Regions from separate parts of the Homo sapiens genome. Here all the other regions are linked to region 3. The links are chromatin contacts, found by Hi-C or POLR2A ChIA-PET in ENCODE. All regions are on one chromosome and are shown on one strand. The core of a region is the stretch at or near the end of the contact, and the rest is flanking DNA. Distances in the headings are between cores, read along the strand shown. Region 1 has its middle 17 kb from the start of CD2AP. Region 2 has its middle 26 kb from the start of TNFRSF21. Region 3 has its middle 30 kb from the start of ADGRF4.

Region 1 (3,970 bases), core at 154-2,653, 270 kb before region 3:
TTTAAGGCAAAGACACCTACAGGTTTTATGAACCCTGATTCAAAAAGGGTTACTTCGCACACTTACAGGTACTTACTATGTGTCAGACATTGTCCTAAGACTTAAAAAAAAATCAATATATTTGAATCTCAAAAGAATCCTATAAGATATGAGGTCATGTTATAAATGAGGAAACCAAGGCACAGAGAGGTCAAGTAACTTGACCAAGGTCACAGAGGCAATAAATGGCATAAGTGCCACAGAAAGTGGCAATAAGTCACTCCTCATGATTACAGTATTCTACTGTATAGCTCTGCTAACCAAATCCAGTGCTCAAACCCCCTCCCAAGACATTTTAATATGTCTCCCTATGTCACCAGTGTCTCATGCTTCAAAAATAATTTTATTTTCCCTCTATTTCATTAACATTCTTTAGTGCATTTATTTCAGTTATTAGGAAAAAAAAGAAATCTAATTTAAACTAATTCATACCAAGAGGCATTAAATTGTGGATAGATTCTGGCTTGACATAGTCATTGCACAGGTTTTCAACTTGAAAGGAGAACAATTGCTATTTTAAAGGAATGAATCTCAATTGTAGTGGTTTTCAAAATTCAAGACAGTCAACTTTCAGAGTCCAGCAGGAGGCTTATCCCCAAAATCCAGCCTCAAATACACAAAGTTCTGCTTTTCTATGTGATGGCTGTGCATAAAATTTCATTTGGGAAAATAAAAGGGACTCTGCTGCCTCAAATAACAGTAAATTGAACCACTCCTCTAATCCACTAGTCCAGTGAACTTTCTGGCTCTTCTTTCCCTCACCTCCATCAGACACATTTCATGCGCTCCCCCGACCCCCACCCTTGATAAAGAAGCACTTAGAGGCTCACAGAACAGCGCAGAATATCTCTGCGTTCAAAGAACTTCAGGAGGGATCCAGAAAGTACTTTTGAGTAGATGCATTGAGCCTCTCAGTAATGTGAAAGCAGGCTGCAGAGATCACCATCCCAGCAACAGGATTATTCTGTTTGATATCTGTTGCCAACAGCCACATTTCCCAGCATCTTGGATGCAAAAGGGGGTTTACTGACAAAGCAAAGCTTTTACATTGGGCCTTACAGGCACAGGAAAATCACCAGCTACCTCAATGCACAGTCCCACGGTAGCATTCCTCCGGTCACTCTTAGAAAAGGCCCAAGTCATCTGGGCGCCTGGACTCACCCGCCCCAAGCAGGTGGCCCTTCTCCTGGTTCCCCTAGTTCTTCCTGGTAAATGGCAGAAATTGTATCTGACGCAATGTGCGCAACTTTGTCCTTTGCTGGATTCAGGTTTCTGGTCATGGGTCAGATCACTCAGTGCCTGAAGCAATTTCTTCCTCCACACCCAATGAATGCTTCAGGGAATCATGCAGGGATAGGTAGATTTCTTTAGGTACATATTTGTATTAATGAGAGCAGCTGGGAGCTGTCTTCCTGGTTCTAGTCAATGATTAACTTTTGAAGGCAGCCTCTTTGTGTGTGTGTGGTGTGTGTGTGTGAGAGAAAGGACTTGTTTTAAGTGTTCCCACACAAAGTTATACATCTGTTTTTCTAATCAATGAATGACCTAACTACAAAGAGTTGAAGCTACCATTGAGCCAATAGTAAAGAATAAAATCCTACCGGCTGGGCGCAGTGGCTCACGCCTGTAATCCCAGCACTTTGGGAGGCCGAGGCAGGTGGATCATCTGAGGTCAGGAGTTCGAGACCAGCCTGACCAACATGGTGAAACCCCCATCTCTACTAAAAATACAAAATTAGCCGGGCATGGTGATGCACACCTATAGTCCCAGCTACTGGGGAGGCTGAGGCAGGGGAATCCCTTGAACCCAGGAGGCGGAGTTTGCAGTGAGCTGAGATTGTGCCACTGCACTCCAGCCTGGGCATCAAGAGCGAAACTGTGTCTCAAACAAACAAACAAACAAACAAACAAAAAGAAAAAAATCCTACCCTCCCAGAAATCTCTTATTGCCATAGAAATCACCAGATGTTTACCAGGATGCTGCACTGTGGTCACCTAGGGGCTGAATACACTGTTTTCTACCTATTCCTTCAGCCTCTGGGAATCCACAGGCCAATTCAATGACATATGCTCAGAGGGGTCAATGATACAATTGCAGTTAGAGCCGTATTCACAATACATTTCTCAGAGAGAAAGCCTCAGTTCATTTCTACTCATTTCTTACTGAGAATTTTCACTTTATACTTCTATGAGAGAGACATTAGTATACATGTTGGCCTGTGGTAAGGCATATTTAGCTGTATATTTAATAAAGGTTCCAAATGTGTTTGGTGATTATTAAACACATGTGCTCAGCAGCATTGCTGCTCTCTTAAATTTCAGTTCCTCATTTCATCTGACTGCTCAGACTCTGCTATTTGAGAGACAATCTCCAACTTTTTTTTTTTTTTTTTTTATGATGGAGTCTTGCTCTGTCACCCAGGCTGGAGTGCAGTGGCGCGATCTCAGTTCACTGAAAGCTCTGACTCCTGGGTTCACACCATTCTCCCGCCTCAGCCTCCCGAGTAGCTGGGACTACAGGCACCTGCCACCACGCCCGGCTGATTTTGTTTTTGTATTTTTAGTAGAGACGGGGTTTCACTGTGTTAGCCAGGATGGTCTCGATCTCCTGACCTTGTGATCCGCCTGCCTCAGCCTCCCAAAATGCTGGGATTACAGGCGTGAGCCACCATGTCTAGCCAACTATTAACCCAAACTCTGCATAAATCAATTCAGTATCTTCCCCAGACAAAACAGTACTTTCTCTGGATTCCCCATTTCTGTCCACATTTCTTTAAATAAATCCTTTTTCTAGGCTCTCAGAATTGCATTATATTTCATTTACTTCTAAAATATTTTCAGTGTAACAGGTTTGATTTTACAAGACTATCCTAGACAACTGTTCCCCTTTTGGCATCATGCCTGCATCCTTGCAAGTGTCAATGGTGGAACTGGGCTTCCTGGCTTCAGGAGTTCAGTCCAAGTGATTAGCCTTATATAAGTGATGGGTAATTGAACGTAAGAATTTATTGCAAAAGTCAGCCTTGTGTGTATCTATTAGTTAATTAGTCACACTAAACTATGAGTGAAAAAGTAGCAAATCAGGGCAAAATGCAGATAAAGAAAAAAATCCAAGTAACAGTAGAGATTATTTTTTAACTGATAAATGATAACAATAAAATAAAACTGAATTTCAGTAATTATCAATTACTGATTCACCTAACTATGATCTTCCTCAAGTGAACCAAATAGAAAACACACTTACTTCAACAAGTAGCAATTGATGAGGTTACTAAACCCTGGTCTGTGGACTACCTGTATCAGAATCATTGGCGATCTTTCTATTTTAGTTTACTTGATTTTGTTTTGCCCTATATTATTTAAAAAATTTCTCAGTTATGAATAACCAAAACATGTGCAAGTTACTGAAGAATGATCAGAGATTCAAAGTTGCTGGCTTTAAGGATAGAGAAAGGGATCGTGAGCCAAAACTCAGTGAACTATATTGAGAGTAAAAATTGAAAAAGAGTTTGGGAAGAATATTGTATCTTTTTTATGCCAATAAATGCTCATAAAGTTTCAAGTAATATGAGGATGAAAAATTGAGATTATATTCTCTGTAACTTGACTTTTTTGTAGAAGTACTAGAAATACTGACATCTGTTGCACTAAAGAAAGTAATGTTTATCAACTATATTTAAATTTTAGTTATCTCTTTCTAATTAAACAATTAATCTTTCTTTCTCTTTTTTTTTTTGAGATGGAGTTTCACTCTTGTTGCCCAGGCAGGAGTGCAATGGTGCGATCTCAGCTCACTGCAAGCTCCGCCTCCTCCGCCTCCTAGGTTCAAGTGATTCTCATGCCTTAGCCTCCCAAGTAGCTGGGATTACAGGCATGCACCACCATACCTGCCTAATTTTTGTATTTTTATTGGGGATGGGGTTTCACAATG
Region 2 (4,134 bases), core at 1,038-3,537, 390 kb before region 3:
GTGGAAAAATAGGAATGCTTTTACACTGTTGGTGGGAGTGTAAATTAGTTCAACCATTGTGGAAGACGGTGTGGTGATTCCTCAAGGATCTAGAGCTAGAAATACCATTTGACCCAGCAATCACATTACTGGGTATATACCCAAAGGATTATAAGTCATGCTACTGTAAAGACATGCACATGTATGTTTATTGCAGCACTATTCACAAGAGCAAAGACTTGGAACCAACCCAAATGCCCATCAATGTTAGACTGGACTAAGAAAATGTGGTACATATACACCATGGAATACTATGCAGGCATAAAAAAGTATGAGTTCACGTCCTTTGCAGGGACATGGATGAAGCTGGAAACCATCATTCTCAGCAAACTAACACAGGAACAGAAAACCAAACACTGCGTGTTCTCGCTCATAGGTGGGGATTGACCAATGGGAACACTTGGACACAGGGTGGGGAACATCACACACCGGGGCCTGTCAGGGTTTGGGGGCCTCAGAAGGGATAACGTTAGGAGAAATACCTAATGTAAATGACGAGTTTATGGGTGCAGCAAACCAACATGGCACATGTATACCTATGTATCAAACCTGCACGTTGTGCACATGTACCCTAGAACTTAAAGTATAATAATAAAAAAAAAACACCAGAGTGATGAGATCCATTAAAAAAAGTTATATATTATCTTTATTATTGTTATTGTTAACATTGGGTTTTGCCTTTTTAGTCCTTAATGTTAACCATTTTAATGACTGCATTTAAAACATGAGGCTCATTTTTACCCTTCGTATCCTCAAATATGAGCCCCCCAGCCCTCTGTCATTTTAGCTACAGCAGGCAGGAGTCAAGGAGTCCCACTCCCATGGACAGCAATGGTGTGAGAGCTGATTTCCCAGGGATCAGACTGCCCCTTCTTTTTTCTATTTTGTTTCTTTACTCTTCTTTTGATCTTATGCTCTCAGCTTCTTTGTCCAAGCTCCTCCCTCTTCTCTCACCCCTCCTCCTCCCTGACCCCTCCTATACTTGTGAACTCCTTACCACCCCAAATGCCAAGAATGTGAATTATATAAAAAGGCAAAAATATAAGATGTAAACAGAACCAGACAATGGAGAAGGAAGCAAAATTGTTTTTCAAATATAAGAGGAAAAAGCAAATCCTCTAAAAGATCCTATTACATGGTGGTGACTCAGATACTGGGGCTTGGGAAGGGATGGATCATTTCAACTCTCATGGGAAGGTAACTTTGTCCTATACAAAGACTGTGATCTTGAGAAGTGATAGCTTCCCCCAAGGTAAGGTACTTGCAATACCACAATCTAGTTAGAAACATGTATTTGGTCTCTGTTCCTGCTTTGATAGAAGTGCTCTATCTTGTAGATAGAGATGCTAGGAGAATCTTTTGTTCTAATATTTGGTCTTTGACCCTAGTTCCTGACACAGAGCATCTAAAACCTTTGTAATTTCCTGAGTGATACGAGTGTCTGACACAGAGCTCCTAAATCCTTTAGAACTTCCTGGGTAATAAGAGCATCTTTTGTTCTAGTGAGGCAACTTTCGGTGGGCTTCTGGATAGCCTCAGGATGGAGGCTGTTTGCCAGGGGAACCAACCATATGACTAAAGGCTGAAACTTTAAGCCCCATTCCCTGATCTCAGAGAACGCAAGAGGGGCTGAAGGTTAAATGGATCCTCGATGACCAGAAATGTAATCAATTACACCTATGTAATGAAGCTTCAATATAAATCCAAAGGGACCATGGTATAGAGAGCTTCCAGGTGGCTGAATAGGTAGAGACTCCTACCCAGAAATGGCCTGGAAGCTCTGTGTCCCTTCCCACACGCCTTGCCCTATGTATGCATCTCTTCCATCTGGCTCTTCATCTGTATCTTTTGTAATATCGTTTATAATAAATGCGTAGATTAAGTAGGTTGTTTCCCTGAGTTCTGTAAGCCTCTCTAGCAAATTAATCAAACTCAAGGAGGAGGAATTCTGATTTACAGCTGTTTGGTCACAAGTATAGGTGACCTACTAATTGTGATGGGCATCTGAAGTTGGAGGGCAGTTTTGTGGGACTGAGCCCTTAACCTGTGGAATCTGACTCTAATTCCAGGTAGATAGTGTCATTATTGAATTAAATTATAGGACACCCAGTTGCTGGTGTTAAAAGAAAAACTTCAGCTGAATTAAATTTAAAGGAGTTTAATTGAGCAATGAATGATTCGCGAATAGGACAGCCCTCAGACTCAGCAGATTCAGAGAGACTACAAGCGTGCCTCGTGGTCAGAACAAATTTACAAACAAAAAAGGGAAGTGACATACAGAAATCAGAAGTGAGGTACGGAAACAGCTGGATTGGTTACAGATTGGTGTTTGCTTTATTTGAACACAGTTTGAACACTTAGCAGTCTACGAGTGGTTGAAATATGGCCTCTGGGATTGGCCAAGACTCAGCTATTGTTACAGGCACATAGTCCTAAGTTAGGTTTTCAACTTGTCTGCTTATCTTAATAAGGTTACAGTTCATCCACCAGGTCTCAAATATAAAATTACGGAGTCCTTCTCAGCCCATATTTAGTTTGCTTTAACAGTGTTCACTGGAAAATTGCTTTTGGTGTGTGAGAAAAAAAATCCCCACACACATTTTGGTGACCAGAGGTGACGTATTCTATATTGGGTGTGTAAGAAAAACACTTGGTTTTCCATCACATACTCCCAGAGCCAGGGGAGAATGCAGGAGGCCTGTCAGTAATGCCTCTAGGAGAAACCAGTGGGCTTCTTGGCAGAGGTAACACATGAGCAGGCTATTGCTGAATGCAGTATGACTCTCGGTGGATACAGGGAGAAGGGCATGTCTCCCCCATCAAAGGAGCAGCCAAACAATGACGAGAAGTCCTCAAAGCCCCTCCATGGTGTGACCTCTGGAATCCCCTCCAACTTCACGTATCACTCCCTTCCATGCTCCCTCTGCTCCAGCTACACTGACTTCCATGCTGTTCCTTAAACTTGCCAAGCAAACCCTGCCTTGAGGGTTTTTGCACTTGCTGTTCTCTCTGCCTGCCAATCTCCTTTCTCACTCCTTCATTGTATCCTCCACTCACAGCCATCACTTCAGAGAAGCCCTCTCTGGCCCCCCTTCTAAAATAGCAATCCCTGTCATTCTCCATCCACTTTCCTATTTTGCCTTTATCAGCATTTTTCTCTACCTGGCATTACATTTTTTCCTTCTGTGTTTATCTTACCATTTTCTGTCTTCCCCCATTAAGTTAAGCCCTGTACTTACAAGACCTTTTCCCACAAGCTTCTTAGCAGACTTAGAATTGATTCCTTTGTTTTGGGCTGGCTGCACAATTTTTTCACTTTGCCTTAGAATTTCATCACCAAGAAGTCTTCACACACAAAGTCTTCACAATCAGGGCAAATGTTCCTCAAAATTCATTTTTTAAATCCAGGTAGAATTTTCTTACCCCTGTTTAACCCTTCCTATCTGTCATTCATTGGCTTTGTGAATTATCTCAAGCCTGAATTATTCTACCTCACCCCAGCCTGTCTGTGCCCTGCCTATGTCAAGAATTCTGCCTTAGCACTGAGAGCCTGCCTGAGAGCTGGGGTTTAAAATGTCAGGTGGGACCCACTAGCACAATTGTGTTTCAGTCCAGACTTGTTGAGCTGCCTGGGTGCAGACATGTAGGAGGTGGAGGGCTAGGTTACACAGGGGTGAAGCTTATAACAGAAAGGGGACAGGGCAAGGGTGTTAAGGGTGTATGCAGTGGAAGATTCACAAAGACAGATTTTGAAGTCTACCTGAGGAAGTGTGGAAGTGGGAACAGACCATGGATGGTTATGGTAAACTGAATAACCTCCCCCTAAAATATTCACATCTTAAATGGCCAGATCCCGTGAATGTTACTTTATATAGCCAAGGAGACTTTGCAGGTGTAACTGAGTTGAGGAGACTTTGCAGGTGTAACTGAACTTAGGATCTTGAGATGAGATTATCCTGGGTTATCTAGTGAGCTATAAATGTAATCACAAGGGTCCTTATAAGACAGGGGACAGAAGGTCAAAGGAAGAAGAAGATGTGTTGATGGACGCAGCAATAAGAGTGATGCCCTTTGAAGACAGAGGAGGAAAGCTAT
Region 3 (4,404 bases), core at 1,836-4,335:
TATATAGATAGATAGCTGGGTCTTGAAACTGGTTCAAGAGAATGAACCTTATATGGGATAATATTAATTTTCAGAGGAACCAGTTGTGGAGAAGACAAATTCTATTCTTGAATGACTTTAGTAACTTAATTGTTCAACGCAAAGAAAGTTCTGGGGGAGATTAGTGGTAAGAGCTCGCTCTCTGAATGCTAAAATTCTAGCTGGAGCGATGTCCCTACAGTTGTATTAAAATTAAGAAGATAAGCCTTTGGGATAGGTAACATGACCTATGCCTCAAGACATTCAACATCTCCATCTTGGTTTCTCTATCTCTAAAATGGTATTTACAGTATGAACCCTTCCCATATGTTGTTATGGGATGAATTATGTCTCTTCCAAAATCTGTATGTTGAAGTTCTTATTCCCACCACTTTAGAATGTGCCTACATTTGCAGATGGGGCTTTTAAAGAGGGAATTAAATTAAAGTGAAGCTGTTAGGGTGTGCTCTTATCCAATGTAATTGATGTCCTTATTAGGAGAGGAGATTAGGAGACAGAAAAGCACAGGGGGAAGACCATGTGAAGACACAGGGAGAAAACAGCCATCTGCAAGCCATGGAGTGAGAACTTAGAAGATGTCAACCCTGCCAACACCTTGATCTTGGACTTCTAGCCTCTAGAATTATGAGAGAATACATTTATGGTTTTTTTTGTTTGTTTGTTTTTGAGACAGAGTTTCGCTCTTGTTACCCAGGCTGGAGTGCAATGGCGCAATCTTGGCTCACTGCAACCTCTGCCTCCTGGGTTCAGGCAATTCTTCTTCCTCAGCCTCCCAAGTAGCTGAGATTATAGGCACCTGCCACCACACCTGGCTAATTTTTGTATTTTTAGTAGAGACAGGGTTTCACCATGTTGGCCAAGCTGGCCTTGAACTCCTGACCTCTGATGATCTGCCTTGGCCTCCCAAAGTGCTGGGATTACAGGCGTGAGCCACCACACCCAGTCAACAAATTTATGTTTTAAGCTGTCCAGCCTGTGGTAGTTTGTTATGGCTAACCTAGCAAGCTAATATACATGCCTAGAGATATTTTTAGATGAATGAAATTCTTCATGAGAATATGTATTTATTTATTGGAACAAAAGTTGGATACAATGCATTATTATCATTACAAGTCTGCACAAACAAGCTTTTTATTCTTAGCTCCACTGTGGGGTCTTTTATTTCCATTTTCAAAATAATAGGCCAATAATAGGGTGGATTTTATTTCAGGCAATTCCAATCTAAATATTTGTTGAAGTTAGCTATTTGCAAAAAGCATCAGAGCAGCTAGTATAGTGTAGTAGTTATAAAGACAAACATGATGCAGTGTTGTACTGCAAGGAGTTTGTTGTGAAAATGGCCATCCGTTTATATTCTCAAAGCAACTATCTTGAAGAAACCAATTACAGTGGATGTGGTGAGGCACTACCATGACCTTCCTTTCAGGATCAAGTCACTCATTCCCCCAGCTGCCAGGAGTGTTGCTGGCTAATGGCTTACAGCTGTTCTCAAGCTGCACCCAAGACTGGGTAATTTATAAAGGAAAGAAGATTAATTGACTCACAGTTCAGCATGGCTGGAGAGGCCTCACAATCATGGCTGAAGGCAAAGGCACGTCTTACATGGTGGCAGGCAAGAGAGCTTGTGTAGGAGAATATCCCTTTATAAAACCAGCAGATCTCATGAGACTTATTCACTATCATGAGAACAGCACCAGAAAGACCCACCCCATGATTAAATTACCTCTCACTGGGTCCCTCCCACAACACGTGGGAATTATGAGAGCTACAATTCAAGATGAGATTTGGGTGGGGACAAACCACATCACACCCTAAGCATTGTCCTCCAAGAACTGAAGTAAACTGCCTCTCTCTATATCATGCCAAGGTCAGCTTGCATGCAATGATTGAATGACATTAACCATAAAGGCCTTGCTCAATTTGGAACATTTCTGAAGGACCACTCAGCTCCAGAGCTTCCTGTGGGATCAGCAGAGGCCACTGTTCATTGCTTCATAGTTCATCTCTTCCTTCTTCCCAATCTGGCTGCTTTCATTCCCCCTCAGAAATACTCCCCAATAAACTTTATGCAAACAAACCTCCATCTCAGATTCTGCTCTTCAGGGAATGTGAACAAGGATGCCATTCATAGAAAACTATTTTTTTTGGTATACTAATGATATTCTTTGCTCAGAGTAAGTGGAAGTAATTGATAGTCTGATGTTTTGCACGATAGACTGTATGTTTATGAAAATTTTCTGACAGAGAACATGTGCTCAATGGAAGTAGGGCTCACTTAAAAAAAATAAGCCACATAGCAGCCAAATAAATCTGGGATCCAAATATTTTGAGTTACTAAGCCATTATTAGAGAGCTACCCATCAGTGACCTTGCAGGCTACTGGAACTATGTAAAGAGAAAACACAGGGCTGATGTGGCTACCCAGGATAAATGCACCTTGAGATATGATTGTTCCTCCCAGGAATGGGCCACCCATTTCCAAAGGAGCTCTGATTTTAGTGTACAAGCAGTCTATATTCTAGTGTTCTTGGTTTTCAGAGTGATTTATTGTAAAGAAATCAGGAAATAAATCAGGCTCTGGAATATGTTCTGAGCTCTGAGAACACCTGAGTACCACCAGTCATGTAAGTCATAACTCTTCTGTCCATCTCTTTCTTCACCTCTCACCATGGACAGAGTGGAAAAATGGGCTGCAATCAATCCTGAATCTCCAAGTCCCTGATCTGCTGTTGTCACAAAGAAAAACTGCAGAGAGGATGTTTCAATCATGTCTCTTTTTCACAAGGACTTCTTAGTGCAATAATATTCCTATGAGGAAGTCAGTCTTGGTGAATGGGGCTGGACCAGGCACCTGGGATCCACAAGAACACCTTTGTCTTTCTGGGGTAAGGTCACGTGTCTTTCTTGGTTATTTCCTGTCTAATCTTTGCTCTCTGTTTTTTAAAGAAAAGTGTTTCAAATATAAGTGAATCTTTCACCGTAGACACTGAAGCAGTGGCTTAAGCTGCAGACTCAAGGCTTCCTGCTTAAGGTTTCCTACTACAGTCTACTTGAGTCACCTCTGAATCATGCTGTCTGCCTAGAATCTTCACCTTAGCCCTTACCTCCTAGCTTCTGCACTGTTATAATGAGGCCTTTTACTTACCAGCTCAGCTTTGCCCATTTTTGAGCCAATGCCAATAATTTGGAAAGCATGCTCAGAGTTTCATGCACAGCAGTGATTAGGACCTGGGATTTGCTACCATCAACCTGGTTTAGGTGAGATGAAGATGAGCCAGGGGTTCTGGGTGTCTTCAGCCTGTTGTTGTTTCCTTTATCTCCTGTATTGGCAGGGTCTGGTTTACTAAACAGCTATCATGCTGTGGTTAGTGTCCTGATCTGAGTTGTACCTTGTAAGACCAGAGCTCTCACACCTCCTCTGGGCAGCTTGGTTCTTGGATGCTGTCCCATGCTCTGGCTGGACCTTGCTCCATTGGTCAGCCCCCTGAGATCACTTGTCACCACCCACTCCTGGTCTGGCTACTGTACCCTGTGAAGTATCCTAGACCCCTTAGGCAGTGCTCATGGCCAGTCAAGCCCTGGCTACTCAGCCCGTCTGGGCTCTGGGAGTTGGGTAGCTGCTCACTCCACATAGGAATAGTCCTCTAGGCAAGTGAGCTCAGTCCAGCTTCCTGTCCATTCCCATAAGCTTCCTCTGTTGAGGTCTCAGAAGATTTCAAGGAAGAGCTGCTTCTTTCTTCCATCCCCTGCTGCTGCTGTCCAGCCCTGTCACCAAAGGGAGCTAAGTGGAGAAGACCTGCACATAAAAAGTCCCCCCAATAGGGTTAAAGAAAACAATTATTTCATTTTTTTTTATGTTTTAATCAATGTGTATATAAGGGTCTCCAATATGTAATGATTCTGCTTAGACCCCAATCTCTGAAGAAATGTTTTTCCCTAGTGAAGTTCACTTCACTTAAACTTCAGGATCAACCTCGCCTTAGGCTTTAGGACTGATTTTGACCTTCAGAAGGAAGTATAAGAAGTCTTTTTCATTATGAGCTGAGTGATTCAATATCTAATGAAACTCCTTGCTTATTTTTTGATCATGTGCCCCAGTTGTAACAGGGCTTCCACCATTCTCCTGGAGCCAACTTTCCATATTGTACCAGCCCTAATAGCGACTCTGTGCCATGTATTGATCCTCCTTTCTGATTTTAAGTCCATATAAATCTGGGCCTTCACTTTGCTCCAGTCTTTCCTTTTCCCCAGGGACTGATTCCCAGATCCCTCCCTGACTTGAGTAGGAGTCTGCTCCCAGATACCTTAATCACATACTTGCCCACTTACTAGGAAACCCTTCTTATCTCCTACAGGAGCTCCTTC

What was found. Hi-C counts contacts between places; a loop is a spot of excess contacts on that map. ChIA-PET counts read pairs that join two places held with the same protein, here RNA polymerase II (POLR2A). Pooled maps may share reads with other maps.
Region 1: a loop to region 3 is called in a pooled map of right cardiac atrium, with 1.8 times the contacts of the local background. The contact joins two enhancer-like sites. A Hi-C loop is called at or near these places in 3 of 37 single-sample maps with no recorded cell type and 7 of 50 pooled maps. POLR2A ChIA-PET finds 5 or more read pairs at or near these places in 4 of 52 experiments (A673, H1, OCI-LY7 and 1 more).
Region 2: a map with no recorded cell type shows a loop between it and region 3 (2.2-fold over the local background). The contact joins two enhancer-like sites. A Hi-C loop is called at or near these places in 3 of 37 single-sample maps with no recorded cell type and 1 of 50 pooled maps. POLR2A ChIA-PET finds 5 or more read pairs at or near these places in 2 of 52 experiments (A673 and OCI-LY7).

What each region holds. Positions count from the first base shown.
Region 1 is chr6:47,459,053-47,463,022 of GRCh38, forward strand. No RefSeq gene overlaps it. Among named protein-coding and RNA genes, the nearest start is that of CD2AP, 17 kb to the right of the region's middle. Within about 2 kb of position 1,404, at least 10 of the 41 ENCODE cell types and tissues checked have a DNase peak (open chromatin) inside an H3K27ac peak, as active enhancers do.
Region 2 is chr6:47,333,349-47,337,482 of GRCh38, forward strand. No RefSeq gene overlaps it. Among named protein-coding and RNA genes, the nearest start is that of TNFRSF21, 26 kb to the left of the region's middle. Within about 2 kb of position 2,288, at least 3 of the 41 ENCODE cell types and tissues checked have a DNase peak (open chromatin) inside an H3K27ac peak, as active enhancers do.
Region 3 is chr6:47,726,111-47,730,514 of GRCh38, forward strand. No RefSeq gene overlaps it. Among named protein-coding and RNA genes, the nearest start is that of ADGRF4, 30 kb to the left of the region's middle. Within about 2 kb of position 3,086, at least 3 of the 41 ENCODE cell types and tissues checked have a DNase peak (open chromatin) inside an H3K27ac peak, as active enhancers do.